Linked DNA regions of Homo sapiens: regions 2 and 3 are each linked to region 1. A link is a loop called in an ENCODE intact Hi-C map of the cell type or tissue named here. Cell type or tissue: mammary epithelial cell. All regions are shown on one strand. Region 1 has its middle 45 kb from the start of ARL4A. Region 2 overlaps SCIN (scinderin). Region 3 has its middle 240 kb from the start of ARL4A.

Region 1 (8,000 bases):
GCCTTCCTCAAATCCCCTGAACCAGACATCTCCCATTTCCTTTGACTAAGCTCATTTCCTGACAGCCAGCCATCTGCCTTTCAGGACTCTTAAATTGTAGTTTACTAAAAAACAAGCAGCTATGTACACTCCCTCTTCACTTGCTGACATCATCTTTGGAAGGTAATTTCTTAGAGTTTTCATCTATGTGAATTCTTTGATGTGATTAAATTGTATACACACACGCACACAAACACCATGAATGTAGTTTAAAGAATAACTGTTCATAAAACTTTAAAAAGTCTAGAAATTGTAAGCAAAATTAAAACCCTTTTTATTTTCAGGCCTTATTTTTTGTTATTTTATTTTGAGACAGTTTCGCTCGTGTCGCCCAGGCTGGAGTGCAATGGTGTGATCTTGGCTCACTGCAGCCTCTGCCTCCCGTGTTCAAGTGATTCTCCTGCCTCTGCCTCCAGAGTAGCTGGAATTACAGGCACATGCCACCACGCCCGGCTAATTTTTGTATTTTTAGTAGAGATGGGGTTTCACCACGTTGGCCAGGCTGGTCTCGAACTCCTGACCTCGTGATCTGCCCACCTCATCCTCCCAAAGTGCTGGGATTACAGGCATGAGCCCCTGTACCCAGCCCAGGCTGACTTTTTTATTTTTGGTAATTTAAAAATTTGAGTCTACTCATAAGGCTGTGTATTTATTGGTGATATTTCTGACAGTTTGTTGTGATACAATTTGAGATGCTGGGCTTCTTCCATTTTTTCTTTCTTTCTTTGCCATGTTTTCGATTTCAATCATTTACCTAAACTTATTTCTTACAACATAAAAAACTGTATTCAGAGCTCACTTTTTTGGATTTCCTCTTCTAAATAAAATAAGACTACACTCCCGCCCCTCTTCCCCACCACCGCCCCACTCCCGCCCCACTATCTTCTGTTTGCAGTTTAGGCCAAAATGTGTGTGATCATTAAAAACAAAAACAGAACTAAACCTCGCAAGCAGGCTGCAGCTCTGGCTGGGTTCCAGGATTCCATTAGCCAGACAATGGGTGGCCCCAGCTGAGCCAACAGGCAGCCTGAGTGTTGTGGGAGGAAGCCTATCTTGCCCTCTTTGGGTGTCGGGCTACCTGAGCAGGGTCTAAGGCAGGTTGAAGCTCGGAATGGGGTAAACAGATTGTTTTGCAAACAGTTGGTAATAAACGTTTAGCATGGCCTGTACTACTTATATTTGCATTAAAAATCAATTAAATTTGGTAGTGTGCATTTAATATTCTATTTTACAAGTTTATTTTTTTCCTCTTAGAATTATTTAAATAAAACTGCAACCAATTTTGGAATAACTACAGGAGAGCAAGAAATAGCTTAGCAGAAAGCTAAAAATAGATATATTCTTTTAGTTTCTTTCTTATTTCCAAAAGACTTAGCACTATACTTGGGATTATAAAGACTAAAACAAATAAAACAATAAAAAATGCAAGGATTAGCATTTCATTGCATTAAATAAGCAACTGCTGCCTTCTATATTTGGATTTTGAATCTCTCAGCAATTTTGTTATTACTCTGTATGAAATTACCACAAGTGAAGAGGACTGACATCTGATAAATGTACAAGCCTGAAGTTATATTTTTGAGAGGACATTTTAATTTAAAAAACAACACATGAAAAAGTCTTTAGTTTACCAAGCACTTTGAAGTATGTTATTTCAGTTACTCCTCCAAATAACCGACACAGTCTCTAGAAGGTACAGTCCACGAAGACAGGGATCTTGGCTAACTAATCATGGCATTCATAGACCCCCCCCTGGAGAAAACCTCTGAGTTCCACTGAACTGTAATGTGCCAAGGTTGTACTGGTACTTCACATACAGAATTTCATCTCATAACAGCACCTCCCAAGAACTCTCTCTTCACCCTAAATTGAGAATTTTAAAAATCACATTTTATAGAAGAGTAAACTGAAGTTCCTATAAGACCTCCCATTCTTAGCAAACTTTTTTTTTCTTTTTTACTCAAAGCCACCATAGCACAAAAAATTATATGCTTAAAGTTATGCAGCTTCTAATTGACAGATCTAGGACATCTATCCATATGTTATGTCTCTAGCTACAGTCCTCTTTCCACCAAATGTCACCTGTTATTGTAATTTTTTTAATCCATCATTATGCAAACACTGAGGAACAGGGAGACATCATAAGCCTGGGCTGGAAAAGAGAGTTAGCTAAGTTGTGGAATGGACCTAAGTGTCCATCAACAAATAAATAGATAAATAAAATGTAGTACATATGCACAATGGAAAACAACTATTCACCTTAATAAGAGAGAAATTCTGTCATTTGCAACAACAGGGATGTACGTGAAGGACATTATGCTAAGTGAAGTAAGCGAGGCACAGGAAGAGAAATACCACATGTTCTCACTCTATGTGTAATCTAAAACAATGAAACTCATAGAAACAGAGAGTGGAATGGTAGTTAACAGAAGCTGGGGGCTGGTGGAAATGGGGAAATACTGGTCAAGGAAGACAGTGTTTCAGTTAGGAGGTATAAATGTTTGATATGATGGATATGTTAATTGGCTTGATTCAATCATTCCATATGGTATCATAGCATCACTTTGTAGCTCATAAATATATGCAGTTATAGATCATCAACATTCAATCAAATAAAATAAAGTAAAAAATTTAGGGTTTGCTTCAGGAGGTTGACAAGGGTCTTGAAGGAAGACTCACAATCCCTCCCAGTCAGATTAAAGAGGGTAGAAAGTAGCATACAGCCCCCAAATTGTCATGGCTAGCAGCAAAGTGGAAAAACAGGATCCAGATTTTCAGGATCCCTGTGTTTTTTGTTCATGCCTGCCCCACAGTTCTTTCCCTCTTGGGGAAATACCTATTTTTTAAGGTCCACTCCTTTGTCACCCTCCTCATTCCTCGTCTCCTCACCCTTTAAAGGGCTACTTTTGATCTCAACCTTTAGAGAAAGGTAGAGCATGCTGGCTTCTGGAGCTTAGAACAAAAGGTTAGCATCTAGGGAGACAGATTCAGAGTTCACATGTACCAACAACATATGCTGACTTGGATATTTTGGGTTTCAGTTTAAGGAGATGTCCTGCAAACTTTACACAAACACCCATTCTAGGTTATTTCTATCAAGTGAACTTGAGTCAGGCAGGGGAGGGCAGTGCTGAGACACCAGGAGGAAAACAGCATGCATGGGGCAAGGCAGACTCTATTAGAAGTAAACAGGATATGGGTGACCTGGGAAACATCCCCAAAACAGCATGTTTAGGCACATCTCTCACTAAGCTTTGAACTTGCAAAGACAAAAGCTGGGTTGCCCTTTAAGGAGAAGAAAAAAAAAGGAATACTCTTGTTTTCTTCTCCATACTTGTTTCTAAAGGAAATATATTGATTGAAAAATCTCAAAATCCTTCCTGTGTGATAATTTTTCTTCTTTTTTCTATTTCATATTTTCTATTTGTTTATAGTTTAACATGTTGCATTCTGCATACAAATTTGATCTAAAATCTGGATTTTATATTTTTGATTTGAAAAACTATCTAATCTTAGTTGAATTCACAAAGATTTTTAAAATAAAACAAAGTAGTGAATGAAAAAAGAAGAATTTCTTTTGGCTTTCACTTAGAACATGTGGTTTCTTTATCAAAGGATGACAGGTTCTCCAGCCACACCCAGGAAGTCTCTTAAAAATATTGATAAAGCTGTCACTGCAGACATATTCTTGGGTAAAAGAAAATAAACATATTACTAATGTTCAAAACTTATATTTTGTGGAAAAAAATATTTTCTCGAAGTATGCGGTGAAGCAAAATGTTAGAAAATGTGTATACATTAATGCATTGATATAAACTTTAAAAAATCACCATAACACTTTAGCTTCTGATTTTGTTCAACTTCACTAAATGAACTTCTGTGAGATATTTGAATTCCCACAAGTAGATTAATTGGGTGGAGAAGTTTATAGACCCCAATTTAGTGAAATGAAAAAGTTATTAAAATATATGTAATTATTCAAACAAGTATTTTGAAGCATCTACTATGACTAGATTATAAAGCATGTACAGATTAAAAATAAATTAATCTCTAAATTCACCTACAGCTAAATTCAAATTCAAGGCTAATTTTGAAGAAAAGGTTTGAATTTAGTGGAAAAGCTGATTAGAAGCAGGTTACAAACTATTATTTTCTTATTTTAAGACAAAAAGTGTACATGAATCCAGCTTGCATAGTTCATATTTTCCAATTGATTTGTAGGCCTGTTTATACTCTTCTTCTTCTTTTTATTTTTTGAGACAGGGTCTTGCTCTATTGCCCAGGCCAGTGTTCCAATAGTGCAGTCATAGCTCACTGCAACCTCCCAGGCTCAAGAGATTCTCCGGCTTCAACCTCTTGAGTAGCTGGGACTACAGGTGTGCACCACCATGACCAGCTAATTTTCAAAAAACATTTTTAGTAGAGATGAGGTCTCACTATATTGGTCAGGCTGGTCTCAAACTCCTGGACTCAAGTTATCTTTCTGCCTCAGCCTCCCAAAGCGCTGGGATTACAGGTGTGAGCCATCATGCCTTGCTGCCTACCTAGAGTCTTAAATTTCTTCAATTAAATATTTTCCCTAACTTTTTTTTTTTTTTTTGAGACTGAGTTTTGCTCTTGTTGCCCAGGCTGGAGTGCAATGGCACGATCTTGGCTCACCGCAACCTCCGCCTCCCGGGTTCAAGCAATTCTCCTGCCTCAGCCTCCCGAGTAGCTGAGATTACAGGCGTGCACCACTACGCCCTGCTAATTTTGTATTTTTAGTAGAGACGGGGTTTCTCCATGTTGGGGCTGGTCTCGAACTCCTGGCCTCAGGTGATCCGCCAGCCTTAGCCTCCCAGAGTGCTGGGATTACAGGCGTGAGCCACCGCGCCCGGCCTATTTTCCCTAACTTTTTGACTCAGATGCTGTATTAGTCTGGGTCTTTCAGAGAAACAGAACCAATAGCACACGTGTGTATGTGTGTGTGTATTTATTCTAACTAACTAGAAATTTACGTTTAATTCACATTTATTTGGCTTATATGACTGTAGAGGCTGATAAACCCAAAATTTGCAGGGCAGACCAGCCATGTGGAAACTCAGGGAAGGGTTATTATAGTACAAGTCCAAAGACAGTGTTGAGGCAGTTGCTTCTTTCTTGTGGGACTCCAGTTTGTTTTCCCTTAAAGCCTTCAAGTTAGATGATACCCACTACATTATGGAGCGTAATCGGCTTTGCTCAAAATCTACTGGTTTAAATGTTAATCTCATTAAAAAAAAAACTTCACAGCAACATCTATACTGGTATTTGACCAAATATCCGAGTACTGTGGCCTAGCTAAGTTAACCATTGGAGTTGGCAATTATAAAACTACTCCTTTAGTCTCTGAAGTTAGATAATCAAGTTAGATTCTATGAAGAAATAATATATCAACACTATAAAGGGAATGGAGAAATTTTCCATGGGTTCTGCGGCAGATAATATTAGTTGCCTGCTTAACAGAGTTGCTAGATTTAGCAAATAAAAATACAAGATGTGCCGGGCGCGGTGGCTCATGCCTGTAGTCCCAGCACTTTAGGAGGCTAAGGTGGCCGGATCGCCTTAGGTTGGGAGTTCACGACCAGCCTGACCAACATGGAGAAACCCCATCTCTACTAAAAATAGAAAATTAGCTGGGTGTGGTGGCGCGTGCCTGTGATCCCAGCTACTCAGGAGGCTGAGGCAGGAGAATCACTTGAACCCGGGAGGTGGAGGCTGTGGTGAGCTGAGATCTTGCCATTACACTCCAGCCTGGGCAACAAGAGCAAAACTCTGTCTCAAAAAAGCAAAAACAAAAATAAAAACAAACAAGATGCTTAGCTAAATTTGAATTTCAGATAAGCAATAAATGTTGTGGTATAACTATGTCTCACATATTGTATGGGGCTTACTTACATTAAAAACTTTACCTGTTTCTGTGAAATTCAAATTTAGCTGCATGTCCTATATTATATCTGGCAAACTTACCCCTTTGTATTGAGTACCAAATTTTTTTTGGAGATGAGGGCATCTTGCCCAATCTAAATTAGTGTTCCAGCCCCCAGTTAGGCTGGTGGTTGGACACATAGTTGTAGCCAATGAAATATAATTAGAAGTCAAATGATTGACTTCCATTTTCTCTTTTTGATCTTTGCAGTTTCTTAGTTCTTTATGTCCAAAAGCAAATATGGTATGTGGAGGAGGTAAAGCCATTTTGTGACCTGGAAGATGAGGGGCACATATTAAAAATGGCAGAATAAAAGAGACAGAGCCTGGCTTCATAATGATATCTTGAATTGATTCACCAGCCCTGGATTGCCTGCTTTAGAATTTCCTGTTATGTGAAACATAAACCTTTATTTGCTTAGGCCACTGTAGTTATGTTTCTTTTACATGAAACTGCACAGAAAACTAAAAATTGTACATTTCCGTGAGTCTTTTGCAATCAAATTCAGAAAAAACCTTAGTTTACTTCTGGAAGATATAGCTTCTTTTCCAATCTTCTAGTGCATGAAAACAACCTTTTCTACTTTCTCATTCCTGAGTGAATTGGGGGTGTAGAATTGTCTCTATAGCCAGTCTGAGGAAATGATAGTTTTTTTTCCTTTCTGTATTTTGTGTACTTGTGCACATAAATATGTGCTGCAGCAAGAGTTAATTTTGTCAACTACCAAAATAAGAGACTGGTTTGAATTTTATAATAACCTTGGAAGCAAAAAAGGGATTCACTTTGGATATTCCCTAAACAATGTCTTTACATTCTGTTCCAAATTGTGTTGCTCTTTATCAGAACAAGTTAATAATTTAAGAAACAAGAAAATAATCAGCTACTTTTCCAAGAGATATAGTGTAAAAGTAGACATGGTCTAATTCAGTGAGATTTAGCAGTCCATGAGGATGTACTTGGAATATAAGGGGAAAAAAGGCATTTTTAATTAGTTGTAGTAAATCAAGTAGTAGCTGCAAGTAAATTAAGTACTCAAGTAATACAAGTAAATGTGGAAAAAACAAATACAGGACTATTTGTATCTGAAAAAATAATGCAGCTCTCTCATGAGAGCCGATGCAGTTTAGATTTATCAGGCACAAAATAAATTTAGTATACTTTCAAAGGTACATTAAGAATCATAATATCTTTTGAAGTCTTTACTGTTCACACATCCCTGGCCCTTCTGTTCACTTCAAAGGAGTTTGTGAATTGCAAGAGCTTTTGTGTATTAAAGGATTATATCTGGTCCATTGAGAATACTGTACAGGTAGAGGACATAGTGCTTGATTTTTATATTACTAAATAAAGAAAACTGGAAATTACTTATGTCTTTTGGTTATAACCAAGCCATTCAATCTTTCTGAACCCTAATTTATCAGCACAAAAAATAACAATGATTATAAACATCCATTCCTAAGGAGTGTTGAAATGAATAACATGAAAGAATTAATACTTTGAGAAAACAGATCTTCTATCATTTGTTTCATGATTGCTTTTCAGGATACAAAATCATTTCTTTAGTGAATAAACCCATATTTGACAATAGTAAGTATATGAGTTCCATCAGTGAAAGGAAATGTATGAAAAGAAGAATGTTTTAAAAGTAATGTTTTTTTAGATAGTGTATACTGTCCATTATTTTACTTATAAATTACCCCATTATTATGTAGAGCTTGTAAAATTTTAGAAAACCCAAACTCAAAGGATATGAAAAGAATTCACGTGCTGGTAAAATATTTTATACTCTAATATTAGGTTAATATTTTAGGTTATAATTGTATTTATTAATATTAGGTTAATATTAGGCGTGTATTAGTATTAGGTTAACATTTTAGGTTATCACTGTATTTATGACACAATTTTAAACCGTATGGAAGATAGTTTTTTTTTGATTTTAACACAATGTTAATACTATACATTACTGATGTCATTTTAAATAATACCTGATCATGTATAAATTACTTTTATACAA
Region 2 (8,000 bases), 92 kb before region 1:
TTAACATGGAGATAAAAATGCCTACCATATACAGTTCTAGACAACACATAGGACAATTAAATGTTAGATACCTTGACAAAAACAATAGCTTAACAGCTTGTATCATGTTAAAACAGTTCGCTTCTTCTTGATCTTTCATAATAACTTGTCTCTGCTTGCAATGCCTACATGTGACGATCTTAAAACTTAAAGGCAAGCTAATTCGTTTCACTTTCATTCCTCTAGGCAAGGAGCAAATGCCACACGAGATGAGCTGACAACATCTGCGTTCCTGACTGTTCAGTTGGATCGGTCCCTTGGAGGACAGGCTGTGCAGGTTGGGATATTTTTACCCCCAAAACTCACACAAGTTAAAGTCTTGCTAGCTCAATGGATAGCTATAGCTCCCTCCCAAGTTGGGATAGAAATTTGACATTTTCTTGATATGAACTGTGTTTTCATTTTGAAATTCAAATATTCCTACTCTCATTTCAAATTAGTTATCTCAGATTCTGGAAAGGAGGTAGCAAACAAAAACAACAAAAATCTATCAACAGGTGTAAGATTCCAAAAGAATCTTCCCAATAGAATCACACCCTATGTCAATGATAGCCTCTTGACATTAAAACGGTTTTATCTGTATTACTGTTTCCAGCTGTTGTTCAACAGATACAGTAGGCAGAATAATGCCCCCAAGGTGTTCATGTCCTAATCCTCAGGACCTGTGAGTGTGATATGTTACAAAGCAAAGGAGAATTAAGGTCGGAGATGGAGTTATGGTTGTTCATCAGCAGATCTTAAACTAGGGAGATTATCTGGGATTACTGGGTGGGCCTAGCGTAATCACCAGGGTCCTTGTAAGTAAAACAGAAGCCAGACAGAGTCAGAGGGATGCAGCATGGGAAAGACTCAACCAGCGATTGCTAGCTTTGAGGATAGAAGGAACAATTACATATTATGTAGTTGCAAATTGCTAGAACGAGGATATCGAACATTCCCAACACAAAGAAATGATAAATATTTGAGATGATGTTATGCTAGTTACCCTAATTTGATCACTATACATTGTATGTACCCCATGAATATCTACAATTATTATTAATCAATTAAAAAATAAAATTAAAAAAAAAGAAGGTGGAAGAGAGTCCCCAGCAAAGGAATATGGGCAACCTCTAGAAGCCAGAAAAAGCAAGGAATAGATTGATTCCTAGAGCCTCTGGAAAGGACTATAGCCCTGCAATAGCTTGATTTTAGCCCTGTGACTAAATTGTTATTCCAGATTTTAGCCCAGTTACTAAATTAGCCCCATAACTCATTTCAGACTTATGACCTCCAAAACTGTAAGATGATAAATTTGTGTTGTTTTAAGCCACTAAATCATAGTAATTTGTTACAGCAACAATGAGAAATAAATACAACAGTGCAGAACAAGCACAGATTAACAATTCGAATTAATAGGTTAAAAAAAGATGCATTTTCTTACACTCTCAAATCGTAAACATGCGTAAGTTATGTTTTGCACAAGTAAACAGAAATAAATCTTGATAAAATAGCATGGGTCCTTATATTTCCCTTTTAGGTACCAGAATCTTTACTGAAACAAAGTCCAACACCCAAAAGTGAGGGAGGAAGTGGTGGAGAGGGAGAAAGGATGAACAGAAATGGGAGGGACAAAGAGAAAAGACAGGGAGAAAGGGGAAAGAAAAGGGATAGGAGGAGAGGAGAGGGAAGAGAAGAGAGGGAAATCATGGAGGAAGAAATGAGACAAGTAAGGAGGAGAGGAGGGGGAAGAGAAGAGAGGGAAATCATGGAGGAAGAAATGAGACAAGTAAGAAGGAGGAGAGAAGAGGAAGGGCAAGGGAGAGGATAGTGTGAGAGGGAGGAGAGATTGAGAGGGAGGAGAGATGTATTTTTTTACTTGGGTATTTCTGAAATAAAAAATTACTTGTCGAGAATGACTGAATCCAAATTCAAAATGAAAATTTCATGTAATTATAAATGAGTCAACTTTTTAGTATATCTATCTATCTAACTTATCTATCTTAGCTATCTCTATCTAGAGACAGATTAAGATAGAGAAAAAGGGACAGGAAGAGATAATATGCTGTTTTATTTATTATAAAACTTTAAATGTTATACAATATCAGACGATATCAATGTCTAGTTCTAGATCTCCTCACTGTGTCTAAGAGACTGCTGTTTCTAGCCTGGTTCAATCTTCTGTACTCTCCTAAGTTCAACTGCTCCTCCTTTTATATTTATGGTGGAGTATCTGCTACTTGTTTCAGGACGCTTATTAGTTACCATGAAAAAGTTTTTGGGTCTTTGTTTTTTAGATTCCCTTACTGTATAACTGACATACAGACTTCAAGAAGACCCTATTTTCCTCTAGTGTGCCCCAATGTGTCCGTCTGCTTTCTCGTTCATTCTGTGAGAGAGTACTTTCTTGTTCCTTTTTCCTACAGCTAGCTGGAACTATCTCTCTCCCTCTCTCTCATTCCCTGTGTCTTCCTAGCTGGAGCTGCACACACTGCTGCCTGTTTTCTGCCTGCCTGTTGTCTTTGGCCAGTTTCTGAGAAGCCATCTGCTCCCATCTGGTGGGAAAAGCATCTTACAGATTAGAGTTCAAACTGAAAGCAGGTGCTTACTTGGCCAATGCAGTGATGTTTCTGATACAGCAGCATTAAACACTCCCTTTACATGGTTGTGCCTGTTTAACTTCCTCATTCCTGATGTCAAGGGAGCTAAGACTCTATATGGTACAAAAGGGTTTTTCTGTCTTGTTTTCAAATCTTTGTAAGTGTGTAATTGCTTATTTTAATGTAATAATTAAATAGAGAGAGGCAAGTTAGACACTTCAGAACATAAAGTATAAGATGTGAAGGCTGAAGTTGGTCTTCCAGCTGGTCTCCTTTCCATCTTGATACAAGTTAGTAGATACAAAAATCAAGTTAAATCTAAATTTAAAGGCGCATGTTAACTTTTTAAAAATAAGTTAACTTGCTACTTTTAATCAATAAATTAATGAAATGACTGAATTCTTTAAATGCACTCAATTCTATGGAATTTAGTTGATCTTTAAGGTATTACTTACCAAACTATTAAAAAACTATGAAGACATGCATTGTCTTACATATTTCATATTTCATAGTACTATATTTGATGCACTCGATTAATGAGTTACCATGAATTGTTAGCCGGTTGAATCCTAAATTGACAACAAAATGGTAATTTTTAGTTTAATCACTAGATGGCAGTAGCTTACAATAATGCATGAAAAAACTAAAGTATTGCGGTTTTCAACGCTCCTTTGTAGAATATATTAACCATATTGAACATATTTTAATCAGCCTTTTTTCTTTCTTATTCTCCTTTGACAGTAAGGGATGGGCCTTAATCAGTGTTTCTCTTTCTCTCATGTTGGCAATTAAAGTTTTCTCCATGTTATATGAAATGCTAAGCTAACAGTTTTAGGTATTTGTGAGACTATAACTGACAAAACGTTTCCATAATTTGCTGCTCACTTATTTGAATGCCTACTAATTGAAATATATTTATGAAGTCAATTATTTTCAATGCCTTTCGGCCTCCCTATATGCAGGTATGTATATGCATGTAATGAGTACATGCATCAGCATTCCCATTCACCTGGCTTCTAGAAAAAGACAAACCAGGGGAAGTGAGACAGTTCAATTTTAGCACAGGGCAGAACAAATGAAAACAATGGGAGACTGACATGAAATTTGAACTCTTTATGTAAATGCATCAATAGTTTGTGTGAGAAATAGGAAATTCTAATCCAATATTTGGGGCTAATAAATAAAATCAAGAAAATAATTTCCCTTTTTTTTTCAATTTCCTCATCCTGAAAAGTCTTTATATTGTATTTTTTAAAGTTTCTTATATTGAGCATATCTACTATTACATTTCTATAGGTAAGTTAAAAAGTAGAAAACATATTCTGTTTATTTTTGCCCATTTTTAGTGCTTGCATAGCAATCTTTGTGTGTGTGTGTAATTTTTTTATTTTACAAATACAGAGATATAGAAATAATGGGTATGATTTGGGGTCATCTTATGTTGTGAAGCATTTGAATGCACATCTCTTAACCTTCTGAACCAGATCCAAAACACGTGAGATTCTAGTACCTCTGTAAATATCTGTAAGTGTTACTGGTGCCCTTGAAAGAAGAGTGATTTTCACATAAGGTCGCAGACACCAGCACCTTTTCTCTTTCGGAGATGTAGATGAACAGACTTACATCTTCATACTTTTCAAAAACAGAAAGTATTGGAGCATGGTGATGTTTCCCCTGACAAGAAACTACTCATGGACACCGTGCCTGCGATAACAAAAGATTCTCAAGTCAACAGGGAAAATTAATTATCATTAACCTATATGTTCTGTTAATCATCATTCCTCCTGCTCTTGACTTTTTATTTTTTGTTTTATTTTCAAAAAGACAACATAAGAACACATTTGGAACTAAAACCTTCTTTCACAGCACTCTTAATTATATTTCTTTTATTCCCCCTCTCCCCCATCAGATCCGAGTCTCCCAAGGCAAAGAGCCTGTTCACCTACTGAGTTTGTTCAAAGACAAACCGCTCATTATTTACAAGAATGGAACATCAAAGAAAGGAGGTCAGGCACCTGCTCCCCCTACACGCCTCTTTCAAGTCCGGAGAAACCTGGCATCTATCACCAGAATTGTGGAGGTAATGTCATGCATTCCATAAAACATGCCCTAGTTATGGACTTCCCAATGGACCTGAGCCATCAGCAAATATTAGACTTTAAAAACTTGGCAAATAAACTCCCTTCATTCCTATAATTAATCCACTGTTCAAAATTTTAAAAACATTTAAAGCAGGAGAGTTGAGTAAAAAGTAAAACTCCAGATACCAGGCCTTTCGCAATTTTCAATTACATTGAACCCAAACAGATAAATTTTTAAGAATACTGTCACAAATTAGCTGTCAAAAGCGTGAGGCTGCTTAAGCTCCATCTTGAAAGGCCTTAGGTGGATAGATCATGGGTGATGGTCAGGTGACTGATCACACTGGAGACATTTGAGAGGGAAGGCCCTCGTTTGCCCAAGTGTAACAAATATGGGAGGCATGTCCCACCACACTGGACCAGAACCATAACTGAACTGGCCCCATGAGCTGTTTCTGACAGCAGCTGGGATCAAACCCCATGCCATGGTGCCATAAGATAAGAAGACCTCCAGGTATAGACAAGGCCAGCCTGCCCAGGTTTTTAAATGGCTAAGTGCTTTCACCTTAGGACAATCCTGTCACCCCAGTCACCATTGAAATCCAGGTCTTCCACATCACCCTTACGCTGCCTGGCATGCTCTGCATATCAAGCCTGGAGCTGTCCCTCAAACTTGCCCTCCATACAAGTCAATCAGCAGACCCCTTAAACTTGGGTTGGTCATCTCATCCCTCCACCTGCAACTTCTTCTCTAAGCCTCCCTCTCCCTGCACCTGATTTCTCTACGACTGTCCTCTGAGGACAGATTCCCTGGCAGCCCTCTCAAGTGGAACTTGTGTTTTCCCAAGACCCACTCACCATGGCCTCAGGGATGGGGCTGGACAAGTTCCCTCCCTGCTCACCCTTACCTCTTTGATTTTATCTTGCCTCTCTCTTTTATATCAGACTTTCCGTCCTCTAGACCTCTTGTGCTTTCATAGACTGAACTGCCAGTCCTCCTCTTCTTTGATGACTTCAGCCATTATCTCACTATTTCCATCTCTCCGGCTTCTCTCTTCCAGCAGTCTTTTCCTTGACCGCATTTCATCTCACACTCACATGGTCCTATACTAAATTTTGCCATTTGCAATAACTATAGCTCCTCAGAAATCTGTTTCAGTCATCTAATCTCTGACAACTCTCTCCTGTCCTTTGGCTCCTTTACTCCAGAATGCACATTCTGGCAATTCTCCAGGCCTATAGCTGAATCCATGAACCCGCTGCCTCCTTCACACCCCATGCTTCATGTCCTCCTTTCTCCCCAGATCCCCAGCACCCCCTTCTCTCTACTGATAACTTTGATTCAGAGTTCACAGAGAAGATAAATCAGGCATAAATCTCCTTATCTACTCCCCTGCAACTTTATCAATTTGTCTGCATCTGTGTATATATTCTCTTTCCCTCCTCTTTTATGAAATAAATATCAAATTTTTATTTATTTTTTAAGTTAATATTTTATATTAGGAATTTCCATATGATGAAGTGTCTTGTAAGTGAATATTATATACTATATGTATTATATATATACTATTATCCATAAATTAGCAATAAATAATATATTTGTGTACAGTGATATATCAATAAATAATTTATTAAATGTTTATTACATAGACTATTGCTCCTATCTAAGGCCCAATTCCTCCCCCACCCATCTGGCCACCAACTTCTGTCCGGATCCTTCCCTCTTTTGCTTTCCTAAGGAATCTCCTGGATTTCTGTCTTTCCCGTGCATTTATTCCATTTCTATTTCATCATGATTGCAGGCAGTAATCTCCTTTCATTCTGTATTATCAATTTATTTTTCTATCTGGAATCATTCACTTTGAACTACAAAGATGGCTGTAACAGAAACCTCCTGTCATTTCTTTAAAAACTGTGTCTTGACCTTGACCATGACCTTCTCCAGCTACTGCATCATTTCTCTGTCCTTCTTAAGAGCACATATCATTGAAAGGTTTGTCTTGAGTGTTTTCACTCACTCACCATCTCTACTTTTTAAAGCCAGTTCTCTCTAAAGCCACCTCAATCAGGTATCCATCCCACTAGTCCACTGAAATGGTTTTTATCTAGTTTGCCAGTGACCTGCCACATGCCACAAACAAAGGTCACTTTTCTGATCTCATTTTTCTCAACCTCCCACTAGCATTTGCCAGTCAGCCTTTCCAGTTTTATTGAGCAATTCTTTTTTCACTAGGTGAATGTATCCCCACACTTACAATGGTTTCTTCCTAATCTATCGGCCACTCCTCTCGGGCTAGTTTGCTGCGTTTTCCTCTTCTGTTTGACCTCTAAGTTCTTGAGCGCTCCAAGTCTCGGCCTTGGCCCCTTCACTGTGGTCTCATTCAGTCATATGGTTTAAATGCTACCATATGTATTGATCTCATCCAGAACCTTCTGTGCACGGATTCTTCTGTGTTTAATTATGACTATTTTTTTGACATTTAAAAACTATCAAAATGACATTTAAGCATACATTATCTACGGGCATTCTCAGTTGATTTCAGATGGGAAAGTCAACCAAAATGCACCATTGTTACATTCTGATCTCTTCCCCAGTGGACATTCCTTTGTGAGACCTCATCAGCTGCTTTCTGTGCATCTCTTTATTTTCTTGCAGCCTCTCAAACCAGCTTTCACATTCCCAACCTCTCTGAAATGCACCAGTCAAGATCATTTTACAGGTCTTTCTGTCTTCATCTCCCGGCAGGCTAAGGCTTTATAAAGATTCTGTTTTAGATCTCATTTCCTGATCTCACACCAGTCTGGGCACAGGTCTCTTGTCAGCTTCTATCCATCATCCGGGCTCTTTCCTCTGTACCCATAATGAGATGTTTGTATTAGAAATTGGAAGCCCTGGAAGCCAGACTTGGTTCCTGTAATTCTCCATAATCACATCTGATAGATTCCTTTGAGCTTGTTCTGTGAGGCCTCATTCCTGCTGGGAGAGGACTTTAACTATTTTCCTGAATGTTCCCAATTCCTGGACATTCCTTTAAAACTTCCAACAGCCATTCCTTCCACCTCTAGTGTTCTCTCCTTCAACAGGCTCCTGACAAACCTGGTGAAATTCAACTCTCCACATCATGGCTGCCTTCATCCTGGCAGTTCAGTGTGGTTGGCCAAGCAGCACCATTTGGCACAGCAAATCACCCCTGCCTTCTTGAAGCATTTTCCTCACTTGGCCTCAAGATCACTTTACGCTCTTGTTTTCCTCCTCCGTCTCAGCTGCTCCCCCTCAGTCTTGCTTACTGGTTCTTCTTCC
Region 3 (8,000 bases), 190 kb after region 1:
GTCAGGGATACATAATGGTCCAATTCCGATGAGAGGCATCATAATTTAGTCTGGAGAGCCTGATCCTGGTGTCTTTTCCGTGTTAGTGGTTGTGGGTATTACGTGTAACTGTGTTATGATAAAAACAAGACTGTGGCACCGCTGAATTAATTAGACAAGAGTATAACTAAAAAGGAAAGCTCTTCAGCTTTGTAACTGCTAATGGTAGAAAATGAAGTACAATTAGTACACACCAAGCTTTGATGAGCTTTGCTTTTGATTAATTAGCAGATTTTAAAGTCTTCTATAATGTGACAGCTATTCTATTGATCCCCCTAATTAAGAATCATGAAAGTAAAAGGGACTCTTCTTCACTTTGATGACTGATTCCACTTGAATCATCCAAACTGCTCCGATGGCTGTACTGAATAATATTGGCCATGTTACATGTGCTATTCAATATGTGTGTATACATTCTTGTGAGGTATGTCTATTCAATTTTTTATTTTACTTTTATTTGGATATTAGGTGGAGACAAATAGGGTGAAATTACTGGGAAGGGGCAATAACTTTAAACTTACTTTAAATGCCCCATCAAATGCCATGCAAAGAGTAGATTTTAATTATTTATTACTATTGACAACCCATTTGACTTATCACATTTATTCACTGGATGCTTATTCCAGCATGAGGCACTGTGAAAAACACTGACACGTTGTATTAAAATTTGCAATAGCTGGGTATGTGATATTTCTCAAACAAATCTATGCTGTAATAAGAGTTCACATAATTGCATGTACTCTTTTAGCCTCGATATAAGACATAGAGAAATAATAAAAGAAAACATGGGGAGTCACAAGTCAACCATGTGTGACAGTCAGGGCCTGTCTTTTCACAAAGGTAGCAACATCAGATGCTAGAAAAAAGTGATGAGAAATTATCTAGCTGGGAGAGTTCTCAACAAAACATGGGATCTGTTCTACATGAAGATAACTCTGGGCCTCAGCCTGCCATGTGGTGTTGATTATCCTTAGGCAGGGACACCAGAAGTTCTGTAATTATTTCCATTTTGGAAAGGTAGAACTCAAGGTAGAAAAGGGTGTTCAAAATGATGGGCAGCTACGAATATCTGTGTCTTCCCATAAACCTCTGGATAACTTTCTTTCCTTCCTTCCTTCCTTCCTTCCTACCCTCCCTGCCTCTCTCCCTCCCCCCGCCCATGCCTCCCTTGCTCCTTCACTCCCTTTACTCTATCTTTTGTTCTTTCTTTACTTCTCTCTTAATTATTTCTTTCCTTTCTCTGTCTTGTGCTCAGTCATATTAATTGGTGTCCTTGTGAAACCATATGAAAATGTTGCAATATAGAGAATGATAAAATGGCATAAGAGAGTATAATATTAAATTTAAGCATTTTAGAAATTGAGACATCTGTGGATTGGTTTAAATTTTATAAAGGAAAAATTAAATGAAGTCTGATTACCCTTCTAGCGGTTAAATGTTTATTTTTCATAAAGTAAGTATTATCTTGGTGAAAGCAAATAAATTATTCATAGTGGTTGTTCTAATTCTTCTGAAAACGTCATGGGCAATTCGTGTTTTGTATAACTGCAAATACCCCATTTGTTACTTTAAAGACTTAAGAAAATGTTGGCCTAGCAGTTCTGACAAGGCAGAGACTATTAACTCAATTTCTGTCTTACACCCACTTGAGAGCAAGTAATATTTTACTCTTTTCAGTGAATAATATTTTCTCATATATATTTTTAAATGTATAAATGAAATGCCAGGCTGCTGCTTTGAATCAGTGGCAAAGAAATTTTAGATATAGAATTTTTAAAAAGCTCTAACATCTGGTAAGTCGGTTGAAGGAAAATATAAATTCCCCCTTTTTAAATAAAATATCACCAGTTTCTGTTTTTCCTGTTTTCATGACAATATGGAATGTAATATAGTTTTCAATATAGTAGATTCTTAAAATTTTAGACATACAAAACATGGTAAACTATAAAAACATAAGACTTTTCCTTTCTTTTCTTTTTCCTTTTTGTTGCTCAAAAGTAAAAATATATCATTATCAAAATGGGGACAGGGCCACGTTAATTATTAATTTGTATCCTGCTATGGGTAAGCTGTACAATTTTATGAAACTACAGATCAGGAATAAAATATTGTATGCTGTTCAATATAGTAGTGGGATACAATACTTTCAGTGTACAAAGCTAGAAATTTCTCAAGACTGTATATAATAATGTTTGGTACTGTTTAAATTATGAATAATGAAGAAGGAGTCAAGTTTTGTTAACAAAAAAAGCAACCATGTCTCCTTTGAGAAATATTTTTTATTTTCAAAAATTCACTTTCCTCTCTTCCTTTAACAATTATATCCATGGAAAGACTTCTGAACATTTTAAATATGGTTCTTTTGAATATTTATTTGAAACTACAATCTAAGTGAAGACAATGAACCCTAAATTATTGCTAATGACTTATTTCCCCCAGTTGCAGGGACTTTATTCGGAGAAATAGCAAATGAGTTTTGAAAATCACAGTCTATTTCCAAGTCGAGCAACTAAGCAGAACAAAGCTCAGATGTGAAGCCAGGAGTCACCAAAACCCAGGGCGCTGGCTCTGCCCAGGAGTGTCTGCTTCTTTATGCTCTAGGATTTCCTCCTTCTGCGGCCACACCCTGAGACCATTTTCCAGGGAGCCAGGATGCATGTGTGAGCTCCACCTTTGACCCTATCCTGACTCTTTTCCTCTTATTTCTCTCTCCTGCAATTGCTAGGGGGATTGAGCTTATGCCCTGATTTTTTCCCTCTCCTCCTCCTCCTCCTCCTCTTCCTCCTCCTCCTCCTCCTCTTCCTCCTCCTCCTCCTCCTTCCTCTTTGCTGGGTCCTTTACTTCATCATGGCAAGCAGCCCAGGTCTTGGGGAGTAGGGAGCTTTTGCCTCTCTTTGAGCTTCTGGACTTAGATTTCTGACAGCTGCCCTGCTACCGCACCCCAGCACATATAAATTAGAGTTGTCCTTTCTCTTTTTAATCTTACCTCTGTGTGGTGAGGAGAAGGTAGCTGTTCTGCACTGCCTAAGTGTTAATTGACAGAGTAAATAGTTTTTGTTTCTGTTTTTCGTGTTTTCATGAAACACAAAAACTTTTGGAGGAGGGAACTTTATATGGATATGAATTTGGACAGTGTTTCTGAGCACCACCATCTTGCCAGAGCACAGTGTTTAATAATCCATAGTCTCTATGTTTTTATGGGGCCCATAGTTAGGTATGTGGTTGACTCAGGTGATTCTTCCTCTGATCTTTAGTCTATTAAACTTGACAACAGCCAGAATCATGTTTCTGAACTTCAAAGCAATGATAAAAGAGAATAATTTGGATTTACAAGATTTCTTGTTCCATACAAGATTAATGTTAATATTTTTCCATATTGTGAGAATAGGTCATAATATACCTGTTCAGTTAATTTCTAAGCAAGACCCTCGAGAAAGATTTACTGCCTGTCCTTGCTAGTGGAGGGCCAAGACATCTGAGGCACCATATTAAGCTGGGGGGCTCCTACTAATTTAGCTCATTGATGAGCTTTACTTTAGTGAAGGGATTCATCTCTGCCAGCTAGTGCTTTGCACATATGTAACAGGTTTTGGGAGTGGTTTGCATGGTGTACATACGGGTCAGTCTCCTAATACCTGAATTTTGTGTCGCAAATACAATTCATGTTGTTTTAGAACTCTGAATGTAGGAAAGATAAGAGTGAAATTTGTCTAAGGCTGATCTCCTGCAAGCTGATCCCTTAGAAAGAACTGCTTCTTGCAAAGTACCATGGAAAGCAGTTATGACTTTATGTTTCTGGTACTAACAAGCTACTGAACTTGGAACCCAGCTTCCCCATCATGCCAAGGCAGGGGCTAGTGCATTCTTGACCAGAATCTTGGTGTGATGAATCCTACTATGACCTTCCTATGCCTTGTAGCTGTAATTTTAAGGCTTGGATGCCTGATTATATAAAGGCCTAGTATTCCGCCCCACAGAGCTGGACACAAGATTCTGCCATGTCACACAAGTCTTAAAAACCCCTCAGCACCACACATCTGGGGGACATCTGGCTTCCAGAGTCAGTTGTCTGATCCTGTGAGATGGCTGTGCATTGCCCCAGAATGTGATGGGGCGACGGTGACAGGGTTACCTGCTACTGATCCTGAATCCATAAGCTTTCTCTGGTGAACACTGCTCCAGAAGTCAGATATATGCCCTGTTTGGCTGATTCCCTTCTTTGCACAACGATATTCAGGTTGCTTTACCTCTTTGTTGTGTAAGATGTTGCTGAGATAAATTCAAATGGTGAATAGTTTCTTGAAAATGAAGCAGTTTGTTAAGTTCTTTCTCCAAGTGGTTAAGTGTCATTGAACTCAACCTATATGATACAGAATGTACTGGGTTTGTCTTATGGTAATAACAGATCTGCTTTTAATCTTGAGGGGGAAATATGACCTATTCCTTAATAATGATAATGAAAGATATATGTAGTAAGGGAAAATCTAAAAGGTATTATGAGAGTCACACGGGGAAAAGAAATTACTTTTATTAGCAGTTTCTAATGAGGCTTTTTGATGGCTTTAAGGATGAATACAATTTATGTTCTTAAAGACCAACTAAATGTCGTTCTACCTGGGAGTGGGAAAGCAGAGGGAAATAAAGTAGAAAATGAGCTAGGCTGGAGTGGATGCTTATGGGACACATAGTAGAAAATTGATTTTGTAAGACAAGTAGCATCAAGACCATAGATTGCCTTGGATGACCAGCTAAATAATTTAAATTTCATTAGAATTAGTCTCCAGGATGATTAATCTGGCAGTGATGTGTAAAAGACTTTGGCTTCGGAAGATTTGTTCCAAGGCTGACGCAATCCAGGTGAAAGGTAGCAATCTGTCAGACCTCTTGGTTTGAACAGAGGAAAGCACTAACAGGGATCTAAAACTACATCTAAATCTAGAAAACTACATGGAGGGATATGAGAAGCATTGTTTGACGTAGTGAAGGAAATATATGAATAGGTTTTAACAGGGCAGCATAATAGTGGCCCTTTTCAGAGTTAATTCTACAAGGAGTATGAATACACTGCATACTAACAGTGTGTCTTGGTAAGCTGTCCTGACTTTGTGCTTATACAACTTGAATTTATGGTATTGAAAATTTACATAAATAAATGGGTCAACAAACTTGGTTGGACCCCCCGTCCCAGCCCCAGTGCACAGGCACTCATTACAGAATGACATCTGGCTTTGCAATTTTACTGATTATTATGAGTCTAGTTGCTTCCAAAAAGAATTTGATATACTTATGATTAAAGACAAGCACATGATTAAAATCAAGGTAAAGGCTCAAACAAAGTCACTGTGATTCAGAACAAAGTTTCTCTCTGTGTTTTCAGGTATCCAAGACAAACATTGTTATGATAAATTACAGACTTGTTAACAAATTGTTTGATACATTTTTTTTTTTCTGGTCCTTGGTGCTATGAGAAATATACTGCCCATTAAAAAGGCATATTTGAACAAAAATGGACAGTACTGTCAATCTAAGTTTCTCTAAAATGTAAAATGGATTTTCATGTAGTTACTTCGTATGATAATCCTTTATGAAAATCAGGGAAGAAAAGTGAATTATAATTCTGCAAAGCCACTTCTGTGAGAAATTAGAGTAGATAGTTCTTATATAAATTTTCTGGTGCTATGATTTGGTAAATGAATGAAGCTTAAGGATACTAGGAATGCTTGTCAAAATGTGATTCTCACTAGCATTGCTTATAATACATGATGAAAATAAGGACTTCTGTCCTGTTGAATTTGAATCTCTGAAATCTCACATATACACACTTTCTTTTTCTTTTTCTTTTTTTTTTTGAAATGGGGTCTTGCCCAGGCTGGAGGGCAATGGCATGATCTTGTCTTACTGCAACCTCCACCTCCCAGGTTCAAGTGATTCTCCTGCCTCAGCCTCCCGAGTAGCTGGGATTACAGGGGCCCACCACCACGCCCAGCTAATTTTTTGTATTTTTAGTAGAGACAGGGTTTCACCATCTTGTCCAGGCTGGTCTCGAATTCCTGACCTCGTGATCCACCTGCCTCGGACTCTGAAGGTACTGGAATTACAGGTGTGAGCCACCGCGCCTGGCCACATATACACGTTTTCAATATGACCCCCAGTGATGCGTGTGTGTGTGTGTGTATTTTGCATATTAACATTTAAGAGCCGCTGATCTTGAGAAATAATTGAACAGCTTGTCTCTTAATCTGCCTTGAATATGTATTCTCTTAACTGAGATTTTGACAGAAGCTATGAAATAGTGGGTCTATCAAAAGCTAACAAGTTTCTAAAATTCAGGTGCTCTCCACTGTTGACCAGAAGGAGATCTGTATGCTTTGGATGTCAGGTATATAGCTGGCAAAGCTGGCCTGCTTTGTTTGCTTGCTCAAGTGCATGCCATCTTTCCACTACTGACCATTGACCTCTGGGGTTTCTTATTATAACATTGCAGACTTCTCAGCTAGAGATGCTTTGGAAATAAAAGCAATATGTTTTACCTTTAATTATTGTATTATTAAAATTTGGGAGCACAAGAGTTTTCAAAGTGAAGAAGAAAGGACGCTTAACCTAAATTATTTCAAAGAAAAAGAGAGGCTTTACATTTGAAATGCTTATTTTCTTATGACAAATAATAGCAGTTGGTAACATGAGCAATGTCATGTACATATTACTGATAGATAATTCAGTCCTTTTCAAAAAATCTGTAGATAAGTTTGTTGATAATTATTAAATATTTAAACTATTTTTAAGTGAAATTTGCAAAGAAGGCTTTTTTTTTTTCCTGTTAATTTTAGCCTCTTATTAGAGACTACTGCCCTACTTTCCTGCCCTGGGTAGCTCTAGTCAACCTGGCAGTATCTTTGCATGAAACCCAAAGAAAAAGCAGCCTGTGCCAGATTCCCTGCTGCCTGCATTCAAAAGTTATCAGCTTTCCAGAAGAATTAAGGGCATTGAAGTCCCCTCCTCTGAGAACCATGTTATGGCTGAGGTCAGCTTTAACTTGTTCCTGGCTGAGAGAGAACAAGAGGCTTTCATCACACCATCCTGGATTTTACAGACAGGAAATGTTTAGAAGTATTAGAGACTTGTATTTTCTGTTACAATTAGGGACAATATTTAGCTTTGCTTATTTTCTTGCCACTTTGGTTCAACTTGGTTTCTCATATGTCTAGACATTGCTCAAAATCACTGTTTATTGTTTGAACAGAAATATCCTAACGTGTCTCATAAAATTTAGCTTTGATTTGGTCTGTCTAGAGATTCTGAATATAAGGATGCCTTTCTGTTTCTTTGCAAAAATCATTATTTAAAAGAGCACAGGGTTTAGGAAATCTGTATATAATTTCTGACTTGGTTAGAATCTTGCATGCAAGAAAACTGGGTTTTGTTTCCCTAGTAACACAAAGATCATATTTTAGTGGTCTAAAATAATTATTGATACTCCAGTGAGCAATTAACTCTTTGGCATGAATAGTATCAGGCTCAATAAATGTTATAAAATAGTATTTTTCTTCCATGGATTACAATTCATCAGATACATCAACCTTCTTATTTTTACACATGTTGGTAGCAGTAGCATGTAAGATATTTTTTCTTTTTGTTTTTTTTTTTTTTTGGAATGATGTAGTATTTCTTTTTTCTGAGAATGATGGGAGCTGTCATTTATTTTCATGGATATTCATTCTAAAGCCCTCCCTGGTGCTCACATCTTTTCATGCTGAATACAGAGGTTTAAAGGCTGCACTGTCTGTTTTAAAGTTTAAATTTATGTTGTAGTCACATATAATTGATAATAAGTTTTTTGTAAAGTATAAAGAAAATAAACCTCAGATTAAACAGACCAGAAATACATAAATGTTACAATCGTTAAACAATTTTACAAGCCCAGTTCAACATAGAATATATTGAGTTTAATGCCATGTAGCCTC

The links. Peaks named below come from ENCODE experiments on the same cell type or tissue, not always from the same donor. Only the 100,000 strongest peaks of a DNase experiment are listed, where the experiment ranks them.
Region 2: it touches region 1 in a loop (9-fold over the local background); 2 of 110 quality-filtered maps call a loop at or near these places.
Region 3: a loop joins it to region 1, with 1.8 times the contacts of the local background. A loop is called at or near these places in 2 of 110 quality-filtered maps.

Annotation. Positions count from the first base shown.
Region 1 is chr7:12,728,298-12,736,297 of GRCh38, forward strand. No RefSeq gene overlaps it. Among named protein-coding and RNA genes, the nearest start is that of ARL4A, 45 kb to the left of the region's middle. RefSeq lists an enhancer at 807-1,330. In mammary epithelial cell, a CTCF peak has its summit at 3,169; a DNase peak (open chromatin) is centred at 3,214; H3K27ac peaks cover 714 bases.
Region 2 is chr7:12,635,820-12,643,819 of GRCh38, forward strand. It overlaps SCIN (scinderin), which reads left to right. Exons shown (of 16, transcript NM_001112706.3): 10 at 226-316; 11 at 4,528-4,698. Among named protein-coding and RNA genes, the nearest start is that of ARL4A, 48 kb to the right of the region's middle. RefSeq lists a silencer at 4,545-4,839. In mammary epithelial cell, a CTCF peak has its summit at 3,232 (motif pointing right); no DNase peak of the experiment used is centred here; H3K4me3 peaks cover 394 bases.
Region 3 is chr7:12,919,330-12,927,329 of GRCh38, forward strand. It overlaps the pseudogene RBMX2P4. Among named protein-coding and RNA genes, the nearest start is that of ARL4A, 240 kb to the left of the region's middle. RefSeq lists a silencer at 2,515-2,809 and an enhancer at 4,102-5,301. In mammary epithelial cell, no CTCF peak of the experiment used is centred here; a DNase peak (open chromatin) is centred at 4,862; H3K27ac peaks cover 1,603 bases.